Linked DNA regions of Homo sapiens: regions 2 and 3 are each linked to region 1. A link is an interaction called in ENCODE POLR2A ChIA-PET data of the cell type or tissue named here. Cell type or tissue: CD4-positive, alpha-beta T cell. All regions are shown on one strand.

Evidence for each region. ChIA-PET counts read pairs that join two places held together with the same protein. Peaks named below come from ENCODE experiments on the same cell type or tissue, not always from the same donor. Only the 100,000 strongest peaks of a DNase experiment are listed, where the experiment ranks them.
Region 2: POLR2A ChIA-PET joins it to region 1 with 18 read pairs; 4 of 35 experiments call an interaction of 5 or more read pairs at or near these places.
Region 3: POLR2A ChIA-PET joins it to region 1 with 12 read pairs; 7 of 35 experiments call an interaction of 5 or more read pairs at or near these places.

Annotation. Positions count from the first base shown.
Region 1 is chr13:48,123,102-48,131,101 of GRCh38, forward strand. It overlaps LOC105370198 (a long non-coding RNA gene), which reads right to left. Exons shown (of 6, transcript XR_007063792.1): 5 at 6,521-6,673. Among named protein-coding and RNA genes, the nearest start is that of MED4, 32 kb to the left of the region's middle. In CD4-positive, alpha-beta T cell, CTCF peaks have their summits at 3,973 (motif pointing right) and 4,174; a DNase peak (open chromatin) is centred at 3,980; H3K27ac peaks cover 674 bases.
Region 2 is chr13:48,182,897-48,190,896 of GRCh38, forward strand. It overlaps LOC105370198 (a long non-coding RNA gene), which reads right to left. Exons shown (of 6, transcript XR_007063792.1): 2 at 1-280. Among named protein-coding and RNA genes, the nearest start is that of ITM2B, 46 kb to the right of the region's middle. RefSeq lists an enhancer at 3,490-3,719. In CD4-positive, alpha-beta T cell, no CTCF peak of the experiment used is centred here; DNase peaks (open chromatin) are centred at 2,995 and 3,585; H3K4me3 peaks cover 799 bases; H3K27ac peaks cover 2,434 bases.
Region 3 is chr13:48,258,961-48,266,960 of GRCh38, forward strand. It overlaps ITM2B (integral membrane protein 2B), which reads left to right. Exons shown (of 6, transcript NM_021999.5): 6 at 2,179-8,000. The coding sequence ends at 2,264. Among named protein-coding and RNA genes, the nearest start is that of ITM2B, 30 kb to the left of the region's middle. In CD4-positive, alpha-beta T cell, no CTCF peak of the experiment used is centred here; no DNase peak of the experiment used is centred here; H3K27ac peaks cover 956 bases.

The DNA of each region.
Region 1 (8,000 bases):
ATAAATAAACACGGCCAGTAGGAACCAAGGTGGATGTTCAGGATCAGAAATAGGGTAGATGAAAATAGTTTATAAAAAAAGAGTTTGAGAGAGGGGGAGGGAAACTGAATAACTAACCGAAAGCAGTAGGTGGTCAACACCATACAGTATGAAGGAACCACGAATACAAAACAAGGAAAACAAAAGACAGATTTTCAGAGTGCTGCCATGATGCACACAATTTCAAATAAAAGCTATGGTGAGTTTTAGCAAAATTTGGATATAAGAGATTTGGTTTTCAGATCCTGAGTCTCCTTTTTTGGCAGTGTTTTCTCATATCTGCGGTCTCTTCTCTTTAAGCACCAGAGGCCCCTCTATTCCTCACCAAGGAGAAAATATTGATGTAGACTCTTGGTGTGTAAGGCAAGACATAATCTTCCAAGAGTATCTGAAAGCTTCATCTTTATGTGGAAGGAATTTTCAGGTAAAAAGCTGGTGTGGAATTATACGAACCTTCCTGGTGTCCCTTCTCTCAAACCTCCCTAGAGGCACTTTCTATTTTTACTCTCTCTTCCTTGGTGCCATTTGTAACAGTGGGTATCTAGTTTACAAGGCACATCTTCACCCTGTCTTTGACTGGATTGAAAGAGGTTCCTTTCTCTAAGAAACAGCAGAATTCATGTAAGGAAAAGGCTATTTAGGTGAAATCGTGCTATGATATTTTGCTATGTCCAATCTATGATAAGGTCTTTGAAGGCCTATTATTGAGATGTGAAGTGTAAGGAAGCCAGTAGTCATTGAAAATTGCATTTCACGTAGAAACGTGCATCGCATTTGCTGAGGACATGAGTACCAGGGCTGGTGCTCTGAGCATGCCAGCGCTTGTTTACATGGGGCTGAAGGATGGCTTCCTCACTCGAACTACAAGGGCTGCCCCACCCTGCACTGGACTCAATGGAAGGAAGGGCGGGGTTGGCACAAAAAGTTTTGACAATACTCCAGTTCTTTGCACCCCAAATATTTACTGAAACAGTCGGATAATTCTTTAGGGAGACCAGGCCTAACACTACAAAAGGTGGCAAAGAGCCAGGAGGAGAAAAAAATGCTCCCGTTTGGTAAGGTTGTGTTTATTTTTGCCTGTAATAAATGCAGAAACAACAATACAGAAATACAGAAATTGTCCTACACACACCCTCTTCAAACTGATCACGCATTTGAAAATTTAGCTTCAGGGAAACCAGCCACTGCAGCTTCTATTCAGGCATTCCTGGTCCTGCAGGCAGCTGTTTCCTCTGCTTGGAATAGTGTCTCTTCTCACTGAAGCCCACCTTTCTTCTGATTCCTCTGCAGTCTTCTCCACATCCCACTGCCTGTATTAAGCCTCTCCCAGTTGTCCCAGCCCACAGTAATCTCTCTGTTCTTGGGCCTCCTACAGCACTCACTTGGCAAGTGTGGTGGCATTTATCTGCTTGTCCACTCAGCTCCTCTCCTTACCACTGGACCTTACACGGAATAGTCAACCTTCACTACATACGCCTACAAACAATGACAAGTTATTATAGTATAGTGGTTTAGGTGCACCATTGTCAAGTTCATGTTTGTGTGATTTGTAAACTCAAATGAAGAAGTTGGGCCAGGCGCGAATGCTCAGGCCTGTAATCCCAGCATTTTGGGAGGCCGAGGTGGGTGGATCACAAGAGGTCAGGAGTTCAAGGCCAGCCTGGCCAACATGATGAAACCCCATCTCTACCAAAAGTACAAAAAATTAGCCAGGCATAGTGGTGGGCACCTGTAATCCCAGCTACTCGGGAGGCTGAGACACGAGAATCACTTGAACCTGAGAGGCAGAGGTTGCAGTGAGCCAAGATCACACCACTTTACTCCAGCCTGGGTGACAGAGCGAGATTCCATCACTCACAAACACACACACACACACCCATTAAAAAAAAAAAAGTTTTCCTTTGTTACTTTTGAAATGTAGTAAATCCCTAATGTGTAATCATTTTCAAACATCATGGATTTTGTTAGGAGGCATAAGAAACAGCACGTGGGCTAGGCACCGTGGCTCATGCCTGTAATCCCAGCGATTTGGGAGGCCGAGGCAGGTGGATCACGAAGTCAGGAGTTCAAGACCAGCCTGGCCAACACAGTGAAACCCCATGTCTACTAAAAATACAAAAAATTAGTCGGGCGTGGTACCAGGCGCCTGTAATCCCAGCTACTCAGGAGGCTGAGGCAGGAGAATTGCTTGAACCCGGGAGGCAGATGTTGCAGTGAGCTGAGACCATGCCACTGCACTCCAGCCTGGGTGACAGAGTGAGACTCCATCTCAAAAAAAAAAAAAGAAAAGAAAAGAAAAGAAAGAGCACCTGGCAGATATGGGTAGAGAGATGAAGAACTAACTGAAGAGAATGAGAAGAGCAAGGAACTGGTTCACACAGTGCGAGCCCCATTGGTGTGCTTTACGTGGTCTGCTTCACTTGGGATTTTCTTGTGTTTGTTTGTTTTTTTTTTGTTGTTGTTTTTTTTTTGTTTTTTTTTTTTGTAGAGACAAGGTGTTGCTAAGTTTTGCCCAGGCTGGTCTTGAACACCTAGCCTTGAGCAATCCTCCCAAGGCCTTCTATCTTGGGTTTAACACTGAAAGTCCTAGGCAACCCCTCAGGCAAACCAGAAAGGTGGGTCACCCTACCAGGTGGCCAGTAAGCATCTTGACAAGAAGGAAATAACGTTTTAAGTCATGAACAGAGCCCTCTTTACTTTCTTTCACTTCAAATTCCAGTGCCTCGGCCTCTCCAAGGACATTCCACTCTCCTATAACAAGCCGAGGAGCAGGCAAAAATGCCCAGGGACTAAGCAGGAGTCCTGGGTTTATTAAACTCTCTCCACTTCAGAAGCAATGCCAGGCCCATTAGGACAACTGGTGAAGGGAAAAAGCTTAAACATAGTTCTCACAAACAGAAACGAAAGGGAATATTCTGAACTGGAAACAGTGACCTTTATGGCATTATTCCAAAAGGAAAGTCAAAGGCAGAGCCTCAGGAAGGCAAATGTCCAGGATCCACAGGAACTCTGACTTATGCGGAACATTCCACACGAGGCCTGCTAATTACAGCGCTGGAGCATCTGTTTTGATAATGTTCTTTGAAATCAACTCAACCCTGAGAATGTGTGCAAATAGACGAAAAAGAAGACTGGACTGTATGACTATGAATACATTTTGGATATTGTAGCATGTAGAAGAACGAAGTAGTACATTAGGAGCATCAAAAATATACATCACTTTTTTTTTTTTTTTTTTGAGACTGAGTCTTGCTCTTGTCACCCAGGCTGGAGTGCAATGGCACGATGTCGGCTCACTGCAACCTCCGTCTCCTGGGTTCAAGCTGTTCTCCTGCCTCAGCCTCCCAAGCAGCTGGGATTACAGGCTCCCTCCACCATGCCCGGCTAATTTTTATATTTTTAGTAGAGACGGGGCTTCGCCATGTTGGCCAGGCTGGTCTCGAACTCCTGACCTCATGATCCACCCGCCTCGACCTCCCAATGTGCTGGGATTACAGGCGTGAGCCACCGCACCCAGCCACATATTTTATATTGTGTGCATTTCACAGAACAGACACATTTGAAAAAATGAAATGGGCCTGAAATAAGCATAACAATAACAACATCATTAATAATGTCATGCACAAAACTAATTAGGGCTATAGAGTTTGTGTAGTAATGGGGATTTTTTTTCCATAATAAAATGATAAAGCTAAGGATTTTAATATGTGTAATGTATAACACAGTAATTCTGAACAAAAAAGCATAATAGGAATATTGGAAATTCTAATGCTTGTTTCTCTGTATGTAATGCAGGAATAAAACTGAGTTAGTTTATACAGACTTCTGTGACCAAGAATGCTCCTGTGTACCCTGGTACAAGTGTAAGTAGGTAACTTGGCTGGGAGTTGAAATTTAGGGGATGTGGTGCAGAGATATAATTTTACCACCAGGGGGTGTTCTTTCCTCTTCCGGAATGTTGATGAGTTTATGTAATCACAAACTAACCCTAAACCAGCCCCACTAAAAATGGGCCAGGCCAGATCCCAGGAAATGGGATTAACTTACATCATTCACACAAATTCCCTCTTGCCCTTCCATTTTAGAGACTGTTGAGTTTTCCTTCAGTTGAGAGAATCATGCTGGCAGCAAGCCAATCTACATGAACTGTCGAAAACAGATTACACCCCTCCTGCTGATCAAAACAGGAGAATGATGACTTAAGAAGTTAGTGCAGGTAGCTATTTCTGATTATCCCCGGGGAGCAGGAGTTTCAAGTAAGCAAGAACTCAGCAGTTAGAAAGCAAACATCGAAAGGGTCTGAGGGGTAGAAAAGTCTCCTGCTTGAATTTTGATCTAAGCTGATTTACAACTGAAAAAGGTTGATGCCTCATTAAAGACCAGAAAAGCCTAGGAAAATTACCAGAGAGATTTTGACAGCTTCCAGAGTCAGCCAGGGAATCTGTCCCAGCCCATTAGTATAACCAAGTTTAGAAAGCAAGGCCTTGGAGAGGTGCCCCAGGGAGATGCCCAAGGGAGTCCGTCTGAACCCAGCCAAATGCTTACTCTTGAAAAAGGAAGACTTTGTCCCCTCTGTCAGCTTAGTGCCAGAAGCTCTGTCAGGGAGAAAGGCTGTGAAGCTAAGAAATATGGGATATTAGGTCACCTGCTCAACTGAAGCAAGTTCAACAAATTCAAACTTTGAGTCAATACATTATTTCCCCTTTTAATGCCCAAAAGTAATACTTGCTCATTGCTAAAACCAACAATACAGAGGCTAAAGTAAAAATCAAAGGACTGTCCTCTCATGACCAGCCCACTCTCCTCAGCCCCACTTACCAGAAATACTCACAGTTGAGAATTTGCTTATATTTTTCGGGGTTTCCTTTTTCCCATGCATTATTTCTGCAAAATGGATCAGTCTATCTGTCTGGCTCTCCATCTATTCATTCTATGCATCTATTAATCACCCATTTGGTTTGGTTTGGTTTTTGCCAAAAAGATATATATATAAAAAATATATATCATATTATATATAATATATATCATATAATATATTATATATGATATATATTCTTTTGTGTAAGTTTTTTATTTAATTGAAATGAAACTTCATTTCAATTTAATGAAGCCGACTTTTCCAAATCAGATCCATTCTTTCTTATAGTGACACAATATTCCATTGTATGGATGGTCCATAACTTTACTAAGCCAGTGCCCTACTGACGAACATTTGTGCTAGTCCCAGTTTCTTTTTCTATTACAAGAATGCTATAATAAAATTCTTAATTAAAAGATGTGGTTATTAATGGATGTGTTGTGTTAAGGATCAGACATTGTGCTAAGCCCTCTACGGGATATTAGGATGAATAAAATATGTTTCCTGCCATCTTGGAGTTTACTCTTTTGTATGGGAGAACTATTAAAAAAAATTGACATTGCAAGGTGCAGTGGCTAACGCCTGTAATCCCAGCACTTTGGGAGGCCAAGGCAGGCAGATCACTTGATCAGGAGTTTGACACCAGCCTGGCCAACATGGCAAAACCCTGTCTCTACTAAAAATACAAAAATTAGCTGGGCGTTGTGACACATGCCTGTAATCCCAGCTACTTGGGAGGCTGAGGCAGGAGAATCACTTGAACCCAGGAGACAGAGGTTGCAGTGAGCCGAGATTGAGCCACTGCACTCCAGCCTAGGCGACAGAGCAAGACCAGTCTCAAAAAAAAAAAAAAAAAAAAAAAAAAAAAAAAAAAAAAAAAAAAAATATATATATATATATATATATATATATATATATATATATAAAATGTAAGAAAAATGATTTACATACTAAATAGTTGGATTAATTATAACATATCTGCCCAGGGAGTAGAAAGTTAGGTGCTACCAATTCTGACAGTTGGAATTAGGGAAGATTTCACTGAATTGACTTCATCTCTGTAGGGATTTGCTTTAGTCTGTTTGATGTGGGGCAGTTGAGGTGGAAGCTTGTACTCTTAACAAAGTCATCCTGTTCACCATGCACTGAGGCAAGGAGCTCTACAGTTTTTGCTATTTGAATTTCCTCTAAAAATAATTTCATAAAGATCTGGGAATGATTTGTCCTTCTTTTTTCTTTTTTTTGAGATGGAGGTCTCACTATGTTGCCCAGGCTAGTCTCAAACTCCTGGGCTCAAGCGATCCCTGCCTCAGCCTCCTGTGAGATGACAGGCACATGCCACTGTGCTCGGCTCTTGCTTTGTCTTCTTCTAAACTTGTTTCACTGAGTTTAGTCTACAGCTTTGTCTGATAATCTTAAAACTCATTACAAATATTCAACATGGCACCGCTCCTTGCTCTGTCCCAAAATGTTCTGGGTAAATGTCTGATCTCCAAATCAAGTATGCCATAAATTGTTGAATTAGTATTGTTATATCTGGTGTGACTGTCTAGAGAAAGCCATTTTATCAGTACATGGAATCTAACAGTATGATTTTGAAAGAAAACATATGAAACAACTCACCTGTGATAGCAAATCTCTTTGAGTCAGAACCTTCCCAGCAATCATGTAAACATACTGGAAGATGAGTTTTTATTTTTAAGCAATCTTAATTAGCAGGTCTCTTTCTTATTAACATCTTCAAAGGGCTTTCAGCTCCTCCCTAGATGAAAGGTCCTGTGTAAGGACAAATTATTAGTATGCTCACAAAATACACACACTAAATGCAGGAAAAGTGCAAACGGTTTAACTCCACAGCCTGCAATGCTCTTGAGATGCTTTGATCTGCCAGGATAGCCATCAATTATTCTATATCCTTTACTCTTTAAATGCATGCATCAAAGCATGTTCATGCCCACCCTTGTAAATCCAGTTGTTTATTTCAAAATAGTTCTTCTGAATTAACCCTTGTTTCCTTTTTCCTTTGTTGAGAGCTGCTGATTCAGCTTATTGGGGAAAGCGTATATGTAACCTTGGGTTTAGAGTAGAAAATAATCTTTTTTTGCTCTATAAAGATGTCCATGGGCCAGGCGCAGTGGCTCATGCCTGTAATACCAGCACTTTGGGAGGCTGAGGAGGGCAGGTCACCTGAGATCAGGAGTTGGAGACCAGCCTGGTCAACATGGTGAAACCCCATCTCTACCAAAAAATACAAAAATTAGCCGGGCGTGATAGCAGGCGTCTGTAGTCCCAGCTACTCGGGAGGCTGAGGCAGAGGAATCGCTTGAGCCCAGGAGACAGAGGTTGCAGTGAGCTGAGATTGTATGACTGCACTCCAGCCTGGGCGACAGAGCGAGGCTCCATATCAAATAAAAAAAAAGATGTTCATGACATAAAAATGTACATTAATAAAGATTCATTGGTAAACTGGGAAAATATATATAATAAGTGAAAAAAGCGTGATACAAAAATTTATAGAGTATTATCACAACTGTAATACTAATAATTGCTAACATTAATTAAATACAACAGTGCCAATCACTGACCTGAATGCTTTACCTGTGTGATATACTTTAATCTTCACAATGAGACGAATATTGTCATCTCTCTTTTACATATAAAGAAACTGAAGCTCAGAAAGTTTAAGTAACTAGACCATGATCACACAGCCAATCAGTGGTGGAGCTCATGGGGTTCTATCTGGTACTGACTGACAACAAAGCTTTGTGATGGTCCTGCTGCCTTTTAACAGTGAATATACCTAAGCAGAGAGATTTAGGGTGATTTTTCCCCTACTTTTTTACACTTACACTTTTTTTAAGAATAAGCAAAACTAACATACTAACTAATGAAGTAATCAAATAAAATTAATAAAGAGGGCTGAGTAGCTCTTTTATTCATGGCATGATAACTTGAGATAAATATAGGTAACATGTCATTAAGCTCAAAGTTGTCTGGGCCTCTGCTGCCTTATCTTTAAAATGAAAGGGTTGCACCAAGCAATCTCAAAGACACCTTTCAATTTTCATATTACTTTAGTTCATTGTTTCTGATTATGCTTCAG
Region 2 (8,000 bases), 60 kb after region 1:
TTTAAGATAAAGCTCACCATGGCAGACCATCCACATCAATCTGTGAGGAAAAAACTCATCTTGTCCATGCCCCAAATGAAGAGGACTGGTGTAACAGCACAAACAGAAGCCAACACAATAGGCATCTCACTTGGTTCAGCTTACACAGTTATGACTGAAAAATTAAAGTTGAGCAAACTTTCCATTTGATGGATGCCAAAACTGTTGAGGCCAGATCAGCTGCAGACAATGGAAATTTTACACAAGTAGGATCAAGATCCTGAAGCATTTCTTTGAAGAACTGTAACAAGAGATGAAACATGGCTTTATCAGTGTAATTCTGAAGACAATGCACAATCAAAGAAATGGTTACCAAGAGGTGGAAGTGGTGCAGTCAAAGCAAAAGTGGGTTGGTTAAGATTAAAAGTCATGGCAACAGTTTTTTGGGATGCTCAAGGCATTTTGCTTAAGCATCCCAAAAAACTTTCTGGAGACTTTCTTGAGGACCAGAGACTGATAACTTCTGCTTATTATGATTACATTTTGAGAAAGTCAGCCAAAGCTTTAACAGAAAATGCCTGGGAGGGCTTCACCAGAGAGTCCTTCTCCACTCTGACAACACTCCTGCCCATGTCAAATGAGGGCAATTTTGGGAGAGTTTTGAGGTAAAATTATTAGGCATCTACCTTACAGTCCTGATTTGGCTCCTTCTGACTTCTTTTTGGTTTCTAATCTTAAAAATCTATAAAGGGTACCCATTTTTCTTCAGTTAATAATATAAAAAGGATTGCATTGATATGGGTAAATTCCCAGGACCCTCAGTTCTTTAGGAATGGACTAAGTGGCTGGTATCATCACTTACAAAAACATGTTGACCTTGATGGCACTTATGTTGAGAAATAAAGTTTGCATTTTTTATTTATGTATTTTAATTCAATTTTTCCATGAACTTTCTGAAGTCCGTGTGTGTGTGTGTGTGTGTGTGTGTGTGTGTGTGTGTGTGTGTGTTTATAAAATCAAATGCTTAGAATTAGAATAGAAATCTGGTGCTGTGGTAAGGGTTTTAACCAATAGTAAAATATTTACAAGTTCAATGCAGGGTTGTGATAGAGACTAAAAGGGTCCCTGCCCTGAATGACACAAACAAATTAATCAATCTTTTTATTTTTTGATTTTAAAACAGGAACTGCCATATGCCTAGCCCCCAGTGAGGCCCCATGGAAGTTGTGGGAGAAACTTAGGTGATATTCCTTTCCTCCAGACTGCAATATTGTTGAGGAGATGAAATTAACCACACATAACAATAAAAGATGGTGTATAATGAAATGCTAGGCAGAGTGCGGCACTCCATAGGTGGAGTGGGAGATGGGAGAAGGAAGGTTTGTGGAAGAAAGCAGGTCAGGCTTTACAAAAATGCAAAGACATCAGCTGATTCTCACAGAATGGGTGGGACGTGAACCCCAACCCACACAGAGGTGTCTGGGTACCTTGAAGAAAAGGCCCGTTAGGGAAATACTGACAATTTTGAGTAAGCTGACCACATTTTTCATAAAAATATCAGTACATATGGTCTGACACATGGTCTAACAACAGGAAAGAATATTTTTAATTGGGGCTGCCCCAGAAAATCTAGAACATATGGTTACTTTATTTACAGGCCAAGAAACTCCTAATTACAAGAGAAAACGGAACTGACCAGCCCTCGGTAGACAAGACCTAGCCACTGCCATGCAAGAAGCTGCTAAACTATTTCCCTCCAGTCATCAAAGTTTATGTTCTTTTTTAAGGTTTCTGTTAGTATTTTCAGATAAAAGGTCAGTGCCTGAACTATACAAGACAAGCTGGGGAAATTCTACTCAGATTTCTTCAATTGCATTCTTTAACAGTCTCTCAAATTGCCTCAAATAATTTTTGTACTAGGCAGGGTATAAATAATGAATGCAAAAATGTTTCTTCCACCTGGGATAATAAAATAAGTCCAATTTAAAATTTCCTTCCCTTGAAGAAAAGGGGAACGTCTATACCCACGAAGTTTTTAGCTTGTTATCAGAGTTCTCATCTATATTGAAAAATACATTTTAAATTATCAAGATTGTTATATGTAATTTTGTTCTTTGCTTCTCTGATGTTTCACTGTTTTGCTCTTTAGTAGCTTACTGTCTGAAACAAAATACATGCCACAAGCTTCCTTATCCAGTTTTGCAATTTAATAATCTTAGCAATTATTGGAAAAGAAACAGTTTAAAAGGCTTTAACTCAAGTCTTGGCAGGTTAGAACATCTTCCATTTCATCTTTCACCCCATCCCAGGGCTCAGAGATCACTTGCCAACTCATTACTAATATTATCAAGGAAATGCACAGTTTTCTGCTTTTATGGTCAGTGAATACACTGACCAAGATGATGTGGTAATCACTGTGGATGAACAACAACAAAGCTACACATTTGAGCAAACCTTTTTCCTTATGTCTTAAACAAAATCTTAATTAAATGCATCTTAAAATACAGGATAAATGTTTCTGATAAAAGCAAAAAGATGTGCTTTTAATGAGATTTTCTGGGCACCAGACTTGTCTTTTCTCTTTCAATCTTCCATTATTATTTGAGGCCTCAAAATACTTACACTGATGGGCCGGGCGCGGTGGCTCACGCCTGTAATCCCAGCACTTTGGGAGGCCGAGGCAGGCAGATCATGAGGTCAGGAGATCAAGACCATCCTGGCTAACATGGTGAAAACCCGTATCTGCTAAAAATACAAAAATTAGCTGGGCATGGTGGCGGGTGCCTGTAGTCCCAGCTACTCGGGAGGCTGAGGCAGGAGAACGGCGTGAACCCAGGAGGCGGAGCTTTCAGTGAGCCGAGATTGTGCCACTACAGTCCAGCACTCTAGCCTGGGTGACAGAGCGAGAGACTCCATCTCAAAAAAAAAAAAAAAAAAAAAAAAAAGAAATACTTACACTGAAAGAGCCCGATTTTCATTAGCTGCGGTTGCTAAAAATGGGGAACCACCTAAACACACAACAATATAAACTGGGCCAGGTGCAGTGGCTCAGGCCTATAATCCCAGCACTTCGGGAGGCCGAGTAGAGTGGATCACCTGAGGTCAGGAGTTCAAGACCAGCCTAGCCAACATGGTGAAACCCCGTCTCCACTAAAAAAATATATATATATAAATTAGCCAGGTGTGCTGACAGGTGTCTGTAATCCCAGCTACTTGGGAGGCTGAGGCAGGGAGATTCCCAGCTACTCGGGAAGCCGAGGCAGGGAGAATCACTTGAAACCGGGAGGCAAAGTTTGCAGTGAGCTGAGATGGTGCCACTGCACTCCAGTCTGGGCGACAGAGTGAGACTCCGTCTCAAAAACAAAAAACAAACAAAAACCAAAAGAAAGGGAATATTTTACAACCACTAAAATTTAAAACTTAATTCAGCCTTAAAAAGGAAGAAAATTCTGTCACATGCTACAAACATAGATGAACCTTGCAGACATTACACTAGGTGAAATAAGCCAGACACAAAAGGACAAATACTATATGATTTCAGCTACAGGAGCTACCTAGAGTAGTCAAACTCACAGAGCAAGTAGGATGTGGTTTCCAGGGGCTGCTGGGTGAAGGGGGGATGGGGAATTGTTATTTAATAGGTACAGAGTTTCAGTTTTGCAGGAAGAAAAGAGTTCTAGAAATGTATAGTGGTGTTGGTTGCACAACAATGCAAACGTACTTAATGCCATTGAACTGTATACTTAAAAATGGTTAAATGACAAACTCCATGTTATGCATATTTTACCACAATTTTTTAAAAATGAAAAGTCTAATTAATGCAAATAATTCTAAATGTTGACATTGCTGGTTATCCACATGGATAAAAACTCTCTCTTCCTGTCACCACACCTAGGTCTAATGCTGATGGTGAATTTTCCATGGTCTTTGGATAATTGGGCACTCAGTAAATGCAAGTGGTGTTAATGATGTGACAGTTATTTGCCTGGTCTCCTTGAATAAGTAAGTATTGATATATTAATATCTTTATTTATTTATTTATTTATTTATTTATTTATTTATTTATTTTGAGACAAGGTCTCGCTCTGTCACCCAAGCTGGAGTGTAGTGGCATGATCATGGCTCACTGCAGCCTCAACTTCCCAGGCTCAAGCAATCCTCACACCTAAGCCTCCCCAGTAGCCAGGACTGCAGGTATATGGCACAACATCTGGCTAGTTTTTGCATTTTTTGTAGAGATGGGGTTTTGCCATGTTGCCCAGGCTGGTCTTGAACTCCTGGGCTCAAGCGATCCACCTGCCTCGGCCTCCCAAAGTGCTGGGATTACAGCATGAGCCATTGTGCCCGGCCAATGTCATTTTTAATAATAGCTGTAGCTAAGTTTCTTAAGTGCTTGCTATATACTGAGTACTGATCTAAATAGTAAAATTCTCAAAGCAACCCTATGAAAGTTTGTATATGATGTGTCTAGTCTCAGAGAGGTAATTTACCCTCTGTTGCTAACCAGCAAGTGGAAGAGCAGGGGTATTAACGTAGTGGTATGATCCAGTGCTTACCCTTTACAACATTAGTCTCAAGCCAGATTCTTAGAAAACAAAGGAGCCTATTATAACTACCACATTTTCATGGGTGAATCTCTTTACTAAATCTTTCATTTCTTCAACAAAAAGTTTGTTAAACACTTACTATGTTCCAGGCAATGGGCCAAGTGCTAGAGATTCATAAAACTAATAAGACATAGTCTTACAATCCAATAAAAAGAGAAAAATAAGTGAAAGATAACACGAGATGGTGTGATTAAAGAATACTGGGGGAGGGGGACCACAAAGAGGAAGGGCTCACAGTTTCGCTCAGTGGGGCACTTCACCTATTTTTTTCCCTTTGTATGCTGTGGGAAACATTTTTCTCTTTAATTTAACTGGTATAACATGTAAATAGATTGGGCAACAAAGAAAACTAAAATAAGTGTCAGAAGATATTTGAGGATACAAGATAAAAGAGGATAGAAAACATTCTAGATGGTCTATGTTAACAAAAGGATACCAGCTAGAAAAGCCAGATTAAAAGGTAGAGGAGAGTAACTGGGAGAAAAAGCAATAAAAAGGCCAGTGTAAGCAATAAGTGATATTTAGTGTATATCCTCAAATAGTAGGATCATGTACAAAATAGTTCAAGGACTTGTGCTGTATTGCCAAGGAGCATACAATCTAACAGGCACAAATAAGACAAAAGGCACAAATAAGAAACATATTTTTCAAGCAATAATTCATAAGGGCAAATTAAAATAATGCAGAAGATGAGTACCATCAAGGCAAAGGAATAAAAACAGCAAGATCCTAGGGGACTGGGGTCCAATTTTGAAATAAAGGAGGAGTACTGCTGGTGAAGAGGAACAGGGCATTGGAACTAGGAAGAGCAACCACGGAGCCATAGAGATTGGAAAAAATGAAGCCCTATAACCCCAGCACAATGACTTTAAGAGGAAGCAAGCAGCAAGTGGGACTGTGCTATAGGGAAGAATTCACAGATGACCTGGAGAAATTCAGGAGAATGAGAAGTGCTTACACATTAATGAAAGAACTCCAAAATACATACTTCCAAACTTCTACAAATTTTAATTTTGCCAGCCATAGAAAGGGAATCACTGCAACTGTGTGTATCCAACAAGCCAAAAGGTGAACTTCAAAGAGTGAAGGGGTCAGGTGTTTACCTTATTAAAATGTCATCAACAAGAGGGCTCAAAGTTGTCATAGAGCATTCACTGTTGATTCTGAACTAGCCCTTGGGTAACTGAGCTAAGTCTGGACACAGTGTGGGAAAAAGGCAAGAGAGAAAGAATGCATCAAAGACAGGAAATCAACTCTGCAATGTATAATAATTGAATATTGCACATGTTCTTGAATATTGCACATGTCACTGTGCCCCAGGAACTATTGTAAAGGGCTCCTCGGGGAGCTCTATTGTAAAGGAGGGTTTGCTTATTTCATTTTCACCATCCTCCTGGAGGTGGGGAGTGGTAGAGCTGCTCCCAGGAGCCCAGACCCTTCACCACCAGACTACCCCATCTTTTTACTGCTTCTGAAGTGATTATGCAAAATTCTGTCTCTTGAAATGGACGGGCAATTACTTGTATATATGAATGTAATATAACAAGTATTTTCCAACTGTGATCTATGCAGCCTAAAGAATCTGTTTTATTTTTAATGAATTTACTTGTAGTCTGCCACATGCCATAAAGAATTTGATGCCAAATGACAGGTGTATAGGAAGTAGATTGTGAATTTAGTTAGATTTTATACATGGTTCCATAAAAAACTATTCTTCTGAATTTTGAAAAGTATTGAAAACGAATCACAGAGAAGTTATTAGACAGGGCAGAGTTCATTCTCCAGAACTCTGTTAACAGCTTTAGGGACTTAGAACCAGCCAAGCCCTTCTTGGAAGTCATGCCATATACTCATCTGGGCACTTAGCAAGTATTGATTCACACCCCAATCTGAACTCTGAAAGATAAGATAATGACTTTGTAATATCAGTCATCAAATAATAAATATTCATTCTCTGACTCTCTGAAGAGAAGATACATTTAAAATGTCAGCTGCATTTTATTGTAACTAGATGGAAATTTGTTTTATTACTCCTAAGCTGTTAAATAAAGAAGCTACAAACCATGCACTGAAGAAGACTAAAAGCAAATGCTGAAGTAATAGTAATCACACCATTCCGCAGAAATTACCAGTAGTGCTAGGAGTGTAAGGATACTATTTAGTCTTAATCTCAGCTTTTCCAGCCCTTCTTTCTGAGGCAATTTTTCTTTTCTTTCTTTTTTTTTAAGATGGAGTTTCGCTCTTGTTGCCCAGGCTGGAGTGCAATGGTGCAATCTTGGCTCACTGTAACCTCTGCCTCCTGGATTCAAGCGATTCTCCTGCCTCAGCCTCCCAAGTAGCTGGGATTATGGGTGCCCACCACCACGCCTGGCTAATTTTGTATTTTTAGTAGAGATGGGGTTTCTACATGCTGGTCAGGCTTGTCTCGAGCTCCCAACCTCAGGTGATCCACCCGCCTCGGCCTCCCAAAGTGCTGGGATTACAGGTGTCAGCCACCGGAGCCCGGCCTGATGCAATTATTTAATTGCTAGATATTATGGGTTGAGTTGTTCCCCCCAAAACTTATATGTTGAAGTCCTAACTCCCTTTGATTGTGACTATATTTAGAGATAGGGTCTTTACAGAGGTAATTAAGTTAAAATGAGATCATTAGGGTGGGGCCCTAATCCAATATAACTGGTGTCCTGATAAGAGGAGGAAATTTAGACACAGACACACAGAGAGGGAAGGTGATATAAAGACACAGCCAGAAGACAGCCATTTACCAGCCAAGGAGACGGGTCTCAGAAGAAACCAACCCTGCCAACACCTTGGACTTCTAGTCTCTGGAATTGTGAGAAAATTAATTTCTGTTGATTGAAGCTATTCAGTCTGGAGTACTTTGTTATGGCACCCCTAGCAAACTAATCTACTGCGCACTCCCCTAGACTAAGCTCACTGAGGGCCAGCACGAGTCTGGGCGTCTTCTTTACCCTTGAATTCCCAGTACATTTTGTGGAGCCTAGTACACAGTAGATGTTTATTGAATGTTGTTGAATGAATAGCTGAACTTAGCTGAATGTTTTGGCCCATTTCTCTGGAGTACAGGGATTTAATGATTACCAAAAATAATCAAAGGACATTTTCTTCCTTTGTCAAAAAATAACTTCAGATTCAGATTTTTAAAATAGTGATCATACATTGTGAAAAATAGCAGTATAAAGAAGGAAAACACAATCATCAGATCTTGCCACTTAGATGTAACTACTTTACATTCTGACACTTCCCAGTCTTTTTCTATACACATACATATTTTAACACAGAGGAAATAATAGTGTACCACTTATCATTATGTCACATTTCCCCTACATCATTAAAAATTATTCATAAGCATTTGAATGGCTATAAAATATATAATATCATATGCATCTTTCA
Region 3 (8,000 bases), 140 kb after region 1:
AATATTAAAGTGTTGGGCAGAAAAGTTCATTGCATTAAACTAGATTTAGGTGAAGCCTAGTCATTGTTACCAATATACCTGCCATGAGTGAGGTAATATTGTGTCGTTATATAATATTTCCAGGTTTCTATAGAATTATCTTAATTCCATTTAGTAAGTCCACTCTTTTCAGGTGGAGAGAAAAGGTCAATGTGAAATGTCATTGCCTTGAGATGATGGTACCTCATTTTCCATCTAGTTAGTCACCCTGTCCAACTTCCCATCCTACCACTTTGGTTGAGCCATACTGAAAGGGTTTTTATTATCCAGAGGGTGTCTTGGGACCAGCTCTTCAGCTGTGTTTTCAGGGATCTGGATTCTAAGCAGGCTGTTTGCCTTTTGGATCATATTGGGAATAATCACTGTCAGGGTAGTTGGAAAGGAATTTGGGTGAAGAACTAAGAGCATTGATACAACTAATGTTGTAGCTTTGCCAAATCATTTAACTTTTATTTTCTCACCTGAAATATAAGAATTACAGTATCTCCCCATTTCCTTTTAAGAGCATTGTGAAAATAAAAAGAAAGTACATGTGGCAGCTGTGGAAAGTAAGAAGTGCCATTCAGATACACTGTGGTGTGATTTCTTTGGAATTGTGTCACCCAGTAAAAGTGCTTTCCTGGCTTTTTGCTAGCATTTTAAATAATACTGTTCTCTCATCTCCGGCGGTTGAGTCATCTGAAACCAGCTTGATTTCTTTTTTTTTTTTTTTTCCAACTTTTATTTTAGATTCAGGGGTACATGTGCAGGTTTGTTACAAAGGGTATATTATCTGATGTGAGGTTTGGGGTACAGATGATCCCATCACTCAGGTAGTGAGCAAAGTACCCAATAGGTAGTTTTTCTTTTCTTTTCTTTTTTTTATTATACTTTAAGTTCTGAGTTACATGTGTACAATATGCAGGTTTGTTACATAGGTATACAGGTGCCATGGTGGTTTGCTGCACCCATCAACCTGTCACCAAATTAGGTATTTCTCCTAATGTTATCCCTCCCCTAGGCCCCCACCTCCCGACAGGCCCCAGTGTGTGATGTTCCCCTCTCTGTGTCCATGTGTTCTTATTGTTCACCTCCCACTTATGAGTGAGAAGATGCAGTGTTTGGTTTTCTGATCTTGTGATAGTTTGCTGAGAATGATGGTTTCCAGCTTCATCCACGTCCCTGCAAAGGACATGAACTCATCCTTTTTTATGGCTGCATAAAATTCCATGGTGCATATGTGCCACATTTTCTTAATCCAGTCTATCTTTGATGGACATTTGGGTTGGTTCCAAGTTTGCTATTGTGAGTAGTGCCACAGTAAACGTACATGTGCATGTGTCTTTATAGCAGCATGATTTATAATCCTTTGTGTATATGCCCAGTAATGGGATTGCTGGGTCAAATGGTATTTCTGGTTCTAGATCCTTGAGGAATTGCCACACTCTCTTCCACAATGGTTGAACTAATTTACACTCCCACCAACAGTGTAAAAGCGTTCCCCAATAGGTAGTTTTTCAACCCTTACCTCCTCCCTCCCTCCCTCCCTTCCTTATAGTCCTCAGTATGTATCATTCCCATCTTTATGTCAGTGAGTTCCCAGTGTTTAGCTCCTATTTATAAGTGAGAGCATTGTAAGGTAGGTATTTGGTTTTCTGTTTCTGTGTTAATTCATTTATGATAATGGCCTCCAGCTGTATCCATACTGCTGCAAAGGACATGATTTCTTTTTTATTGCTGTGTTGATTTCTTACATTTTAAAATTCTCTTGGTTCATAATTTTTTTTAAAGTCAGCCTTACACGTGCCATGAAATTTACCCTTTTTAGTGTGCAACTCTGAGTTTCCACAAAGATACACAAGGTCTTGCAAGCACCACCATAGTCAAGATACAGAACATTTTCAATACCTTCAAGTTCATGAATTTGTAAGCAGTCTGGATAGCATTATTAATGTTGCTGTGATCTGTCAAGATATTAATACTTGGTTCAGAAAAGGGAGAAAAATTACTTTTCTTCAGTGTAAACATTCAAACTGTAGAAGTTTTTGTGGAATATAGAGTGAAATACTTCTATATGTCTAAATAATAACTATAAAAATGATGTGAATATTTATTATTAAAGAATCAAAATTTTAAAAAACTTTTTTCCCTCTCCAACAGGTATTCAGAAACGTGAAGCCAGCAATTGTTTCGCAATTCGGCATTTTGAAAACAAATTTGCCGTGGAAACTTTAATTTGTTCTTGAACAGTCAAGAAAAACATTATTGAGGAAAATTAATATCACAGCATAACCCCACCCTTTACATTTTGTGCAGTGATTATTTTTTAAAGTCTTCTTTCATGTAAGTAGCAAACAGGGCTTTACTATCTTTTCATCTCATTAATTCAATTAAAACCATTACCTTAAAATTTTTTTCTTTCGAAGTGTGGTGTCTTTTATATTTGAATTAGTAACTGTATGAAGTCATAGATAATAGTACATGTCACCTTAGGTAGTAGGAAGAATTACAATTTCTTTAAATCATTTATCTGGATTTTTATGTTTTATTAGCATTTTCAAGAAGACGGATTATCTAGAGAATAATCATATATATGCATACGTAAAAATGGACCACAGTGACTTATTTGTAGTTGTTAGTTGCCCTGCTACCTAGTTTGTTAGTGCATTTGAGCACACATTTTAATTTTCCTCTAATTAAAATGTGCAGTATTTTCAGTGTCAAATATATTTAACTATTTAGAGAATGATTTCCACCTTTATGTTTTAATATCCTAGGCATCTGCTGTAATAATATTTTAGAAAATGTTTGGAATTTAAGAAATAACTTGTGTTACTAATTTGTATAACCCATATCTGTGCAATGGAATATAAATATCACAAAGTTGTTTAACTAGACTGCGTGTTGTTTTTCCCGTATAATAAAACCAAAGAATAGTTTGGTTCTTCAAATCTTAAGAGAATCCACATAAAAGAAGAAACTATTTTTTAAAAATTCACTTCTATATATACAATGAGTAAAATCACAGATTTTTTCTTTAAATAAAAATAAGTCATTTTAATAACTAAACCAGATTCTTTGTGGATACTATTAAAGTAACATTTAAGCCTCAACCTTGAATGATGTTGTTTAATATAAAATGCTTTTATTTTTGATGGAAAGGCAATCAAAGCCTAAAGTTTCCAAGGAACGTAAAATAACTGTGCTTCTCTGAGAATGCCCGCCTCACAAGTGGAACATTTTGAGTTAATAATGATGATTTTTATGTTTCTAAGGTTGCTTCCTCTCTGAAATAATTCAGAATCCACCCCCATTTAATAAAATACCTATGATTCATTTCACCTCAAGTTCCTAAGACAAAAAATTTCAATTCTGACTTTAGGAGGTCAGAGTTTTTAAAGCTTCCAACTCTTAAAGGATTTAGTCTAGAAACCAATTCTAATTCAAAAGGATATTATTTACTCATGGCTTTTCATTTCATTTCAGTAATATTGTCAGAACTTTAAGTCAGTGAGTTGGGTATTCAGGAATTAACAATTTTAGAAGACAATATGTTTCAATAAAATGAGAATTGGTTTTTCCTACTTTCCAGGCTCTAAAATTACATGAATTTTCAGGGAGCTGTGAACATTTAGGAGCACATTATTCATTCAGCATCTTTTATATGCCCAACATATGATATTGTGTTGAAGATATATCTGCAAAGAAGAAAAAAAGCCACTGCCGTCGTGGAGACTCACAATCTAGGAAAAGAGAGGGACAGCAAACAACTCATTACAATACATTGGGATCAGTAGTGTGAGGGAGAAAAACAGGTCTAGGTTCTTTGGAAAACATTTAGGAGAGTCAATGAGACTTTCAGAATGTGAAGTGCATGGGATTAGGTCATGGAAGAAGACCATGTATGTCATCTTGAGGACTTCATTCTGTAGACCATGGGCCACTATTGAAGTTTTGCATTTTGGAAGGAGCTTATTAGTTTGTTTTCCTGTTGATTATAGTAGTAATGCAGTATCAGGGTAGCTGAACTGCAATAATAATCCCAACATCTCACTGGCTTCATGCAGTAGGAATATGCTTTCATCACAGTCCAGTATGGCAGGCAACCTCCAGACTCCCAGGGACCCAAACTTACACTTTACTAAATGTAATTCTTTCATTTGAATTTTTAAAGGTTTTTGTATAATCATCTTAGTAAAACATTTGATAATTCTTCACAACATTTGCAATCATTGATTTGGCCAGATTGGTCTAACATGGTACCCATGATTTTACTTCATTTCCAGTACTATTCTGATAATTTCCTTTAGAGTCAATTGAGTAGAGAGTACCCCTCTCACCTAAGCTTAGTCATGTCCCAGGAATTTTGGAACTCCAACTGAGATTTCAGGCTCATTATTCATTCTAGGGCTGAATGAATAATGTGCCCTTTGAACCCTTGTGCCATGCTGGAAACTGTGGTCTTGGTGTGGCATGGAAAAACCAGAGGGTGAGGGATGTGGATGAGAAGATGACAGAGAATCAGACATGCAGAGAGGACTGCCAGGTCTCCCAGTGGGTTCCAGGGAGACTCAGCTATCCTTCCCTCTTCTTGAGTTCTGTCTTAGTCCATTCGGGCTACTATAACAAAATACCATAGACTGAGTGGCTTTAAACAACAGAAGCTTGTTTCTCACAGTTCCAGAAGCTGGAAAGTTCAAGATCAAGTCACCTGCAGATTCAGTGTCTGATGAGGTCCTCCTTCCTCACAGAAAGCTCTCTTCTCTCTGTGACCTTATATCACAGATGACTCTGGGTTCCTCTTACAAGGACACTAGTTCCATTCATGGGGGTTCCACTCTCATGACCTAACACCTCTCAAAGGCCCCATTTCCTAATACTGTCACCTTGGGGGTAAGGATTTCAACATGAATTCTGGGGGGACACAAACATTCAAACCATAGCAAGTTCCATAATGCACCCCATCATATGTGTGTGTGTGTGTATTTATTTATTTATCTAAGATAGCTCTAGTTTGCTGCTTTGCAACACATTCTGCCCCTATTGCATTGGTTTAAAAAAAAAGTACAGAAGTCAAGATGAGACTATATAAATCTTGACAAGTTGTTGGCCGTGATTGCTCTTTTGTGATGCAGGAGTGAGAATCTGGAGAATCTGGCTTAAGAGGTGGCTGAGAATTAAAATAATAGGCATGAAAATGCTTCATACAGCTCTGTACAGTTGTTGACAGTGCCTTTTTTGAAACCTATCACTGCTATATGTTAGCAAGCAAACACTGATCTTGTTTTGTAATGTGTAATTGTTCACTTCTGCTTTCCCTGTATCCCTTTTTAGATTCCACACCCATATTAGTGAGAAGCAAGAAAAAAAAATGTACACAGTGTCCTAAATGTTGTTTATCTCGAATAATAGAAGTAGGAGTGTAAAACTTAAAGGCTGATTAATAATGCAAATGAAAAGGCAAATGGATTATTGAATAGAAAAGGTCTAGATTCTATGTTTGAATGTGGTTATGAATTAATATGGGCAGAATCTCTAAGATTCTGCTAAGTGAACATTTAGTAGTTTACTAGACATCTTCTCTTCCACCTAGCAAAGAGTTTGTTGCCCAGAGTTATATAAATCCTACTCTATTGCACACTAATCTTTGCATGTTTAACTCTTTGGGACTTAGGTTCCTAGATAAGGACTTCATGTGTATCTATTTAGAAAAAGAACATTTCTTCATTTCCACAAAGCTACACAGCCATCAGTTCGTTCAATATCTTGTCCAAAGTTATTGCTAGCGTTCTTCTTTCTGAGTCTTTGTGGCTAATGCTTTTTTGAGGAAGAAGCATGATTTAGTCTCAGCTCTCTATTGATCATTTTAGGCTTTTATCTTACTGAAAAAATTAAGCACAATTTAAGATTTTTTTTGAAATATTTACTGAATTTTGAGGCCATAAATTATTTCCTGATAGCACACATGTATGGGTTGTAGATTCCACACTTTTAATCTTCCAGCCACCTATTGCAGATTGGTTCTGAGAAGCAGGATGAGTGGGAGTGGGCTTAGGGGTCAAAATTGAGACCTAAGTGGTATAAAACAAGATAATCCTAGCTTCCTCCCACTTAAAATAATTTGATGGGACTTCTGTATCTGATTTTTAAGCTTGCATTTGTGTTTATATTTTCATTGTAAAAATATCAAATAATACAGTTTTTGAAGGTAAAAAGTAAATGTTCCCGCCCTTCTACCATCCTCCTTCCTCAGTCCCATTCCCCAACAGTTTAACGTGCGATACAATAATGTGTGACACAAAATGACCTAGTTCTTGCCCTAGTGACTAAGCAGATGCAAACGCCTTCTTCTTTCCAAACAGTGTGGTCTTATCCCCGTCGCAAATGGAGGATATTTAAGAAACCCAAGCCAGAAACCCCACAGTCTTCACAGTCACTGTGTCCTCCACCTCCTAGCAGCTTCCTGCTGTTCTGCTCTAGTGGTTCTCTCTGCTTCCCCACACCCACCCGTAAGCCACAACAATCTTTCCAAAACACGAACTTGATGGTTTCATTGTCACACCCCAGCTTAAAACACTTTCCTGGCTTCCCCTGGTTCTTAGGATAAAGACCAAAATACTTAATGCTGCACAGTCCAGTCCCAACCCACTCTCCAGCTTCATCTTAATCACACCCCTCTTTGCTCCTAGTGTCCTACCACATTGCCTGACTTACTGTTTCTTGGTAAATGCTATTCTTACTTCCTGAAGATTATTTCCATCTCCTCACCCGACACCCTTCAGTTAGCTTCCACTCAACCTTCAGAATTTAGTTCAGGTGACCCTTCCTCAAGAGAAGATTTTCCTGAACCATTAGGAAAGGCTTCTCTTGTTTCTCAGTCTCATAGCATCATCTGTCTCTTTTTTGTGACTTGAATATAATTAATATTTTATATTTTGTCCTTGTTGCTTGTTTGGTTAATAGATTTCCACCACTAGACTGCTCAATACGTTAGTAGGGCACCTGACACATAGTTGCAGCTCTTATTTATTGAATGAATGAATGATTCCTTCCCGTACCACCCTAGTCTTGCCCACTGTCATTTTTATTCTGGGTATTATATTTCCCAACCAGTTGTCTGACTTTCTCCTCAGATCTCATCCCCATGGGTCTGAGTGAGTTGCCTTGAATATAAGATTCAGTGATGGTGTCCTGCTGCACTTAAGAGAAAATCCTTTTTTCAAGCCCTAAAATCCTGCCCTCACTAGACTTCTCTCACCATTTCTCTGTTTGCATCCTAGCCTTTTAGTTTTGGCCTCATATAAGCTTGCAGCCCTGCCTGAAACAGTTGTCTCTGTCCCCACTCTACCCCCTGCCCTCCACAAAGAAAAGTTAACTCTTACTCATCTTTCAGATCTCAGACTAAAAGTTTCCTCAGAGATGCCACCATAGCTCTCTATTTCTCATACCTTTCATGATACTTCATCACCTGTCTTCATGAAGTCCTCCTCTAGACTATTAGCAAAATGCTCATACTGTGTCCTCAGTATTTGGCACATAATAGGTTTTCTTGACACTGAAGGAAGGAATAAACATCTGGTAACTATAGCTAGAAAAAAAGGAAATACGGTATCTACTTCACTAAAACCAAAGGGGGTTTTTTTGGGCAGACAATCTTCATTATTCAGATGGAAATTAATGTTTGTTGAATGAATGAGCTACATTTCATGGATTAACTCCATGAAATGGAGTTCAGCTAGTAAGGGTTATACTTTGAGGCTATTTCATCTTGATGGGCTTGTTGTTCAAAGTTAGAGCCTCATTTTAAGTAAAATGTTCTGTGGGGGCCATATTAAGATTTTCATATGACAGAAGTGTATATATATCCACAAATGTTTCAAGCCAAGATTATGTCTTCTTCCATAATGCCACCTTCTTCTAGGATAGTATTTTTGGGCCAGATGGTTTTCCACATTTAAAACATACCAACATTCTTTTAAGGC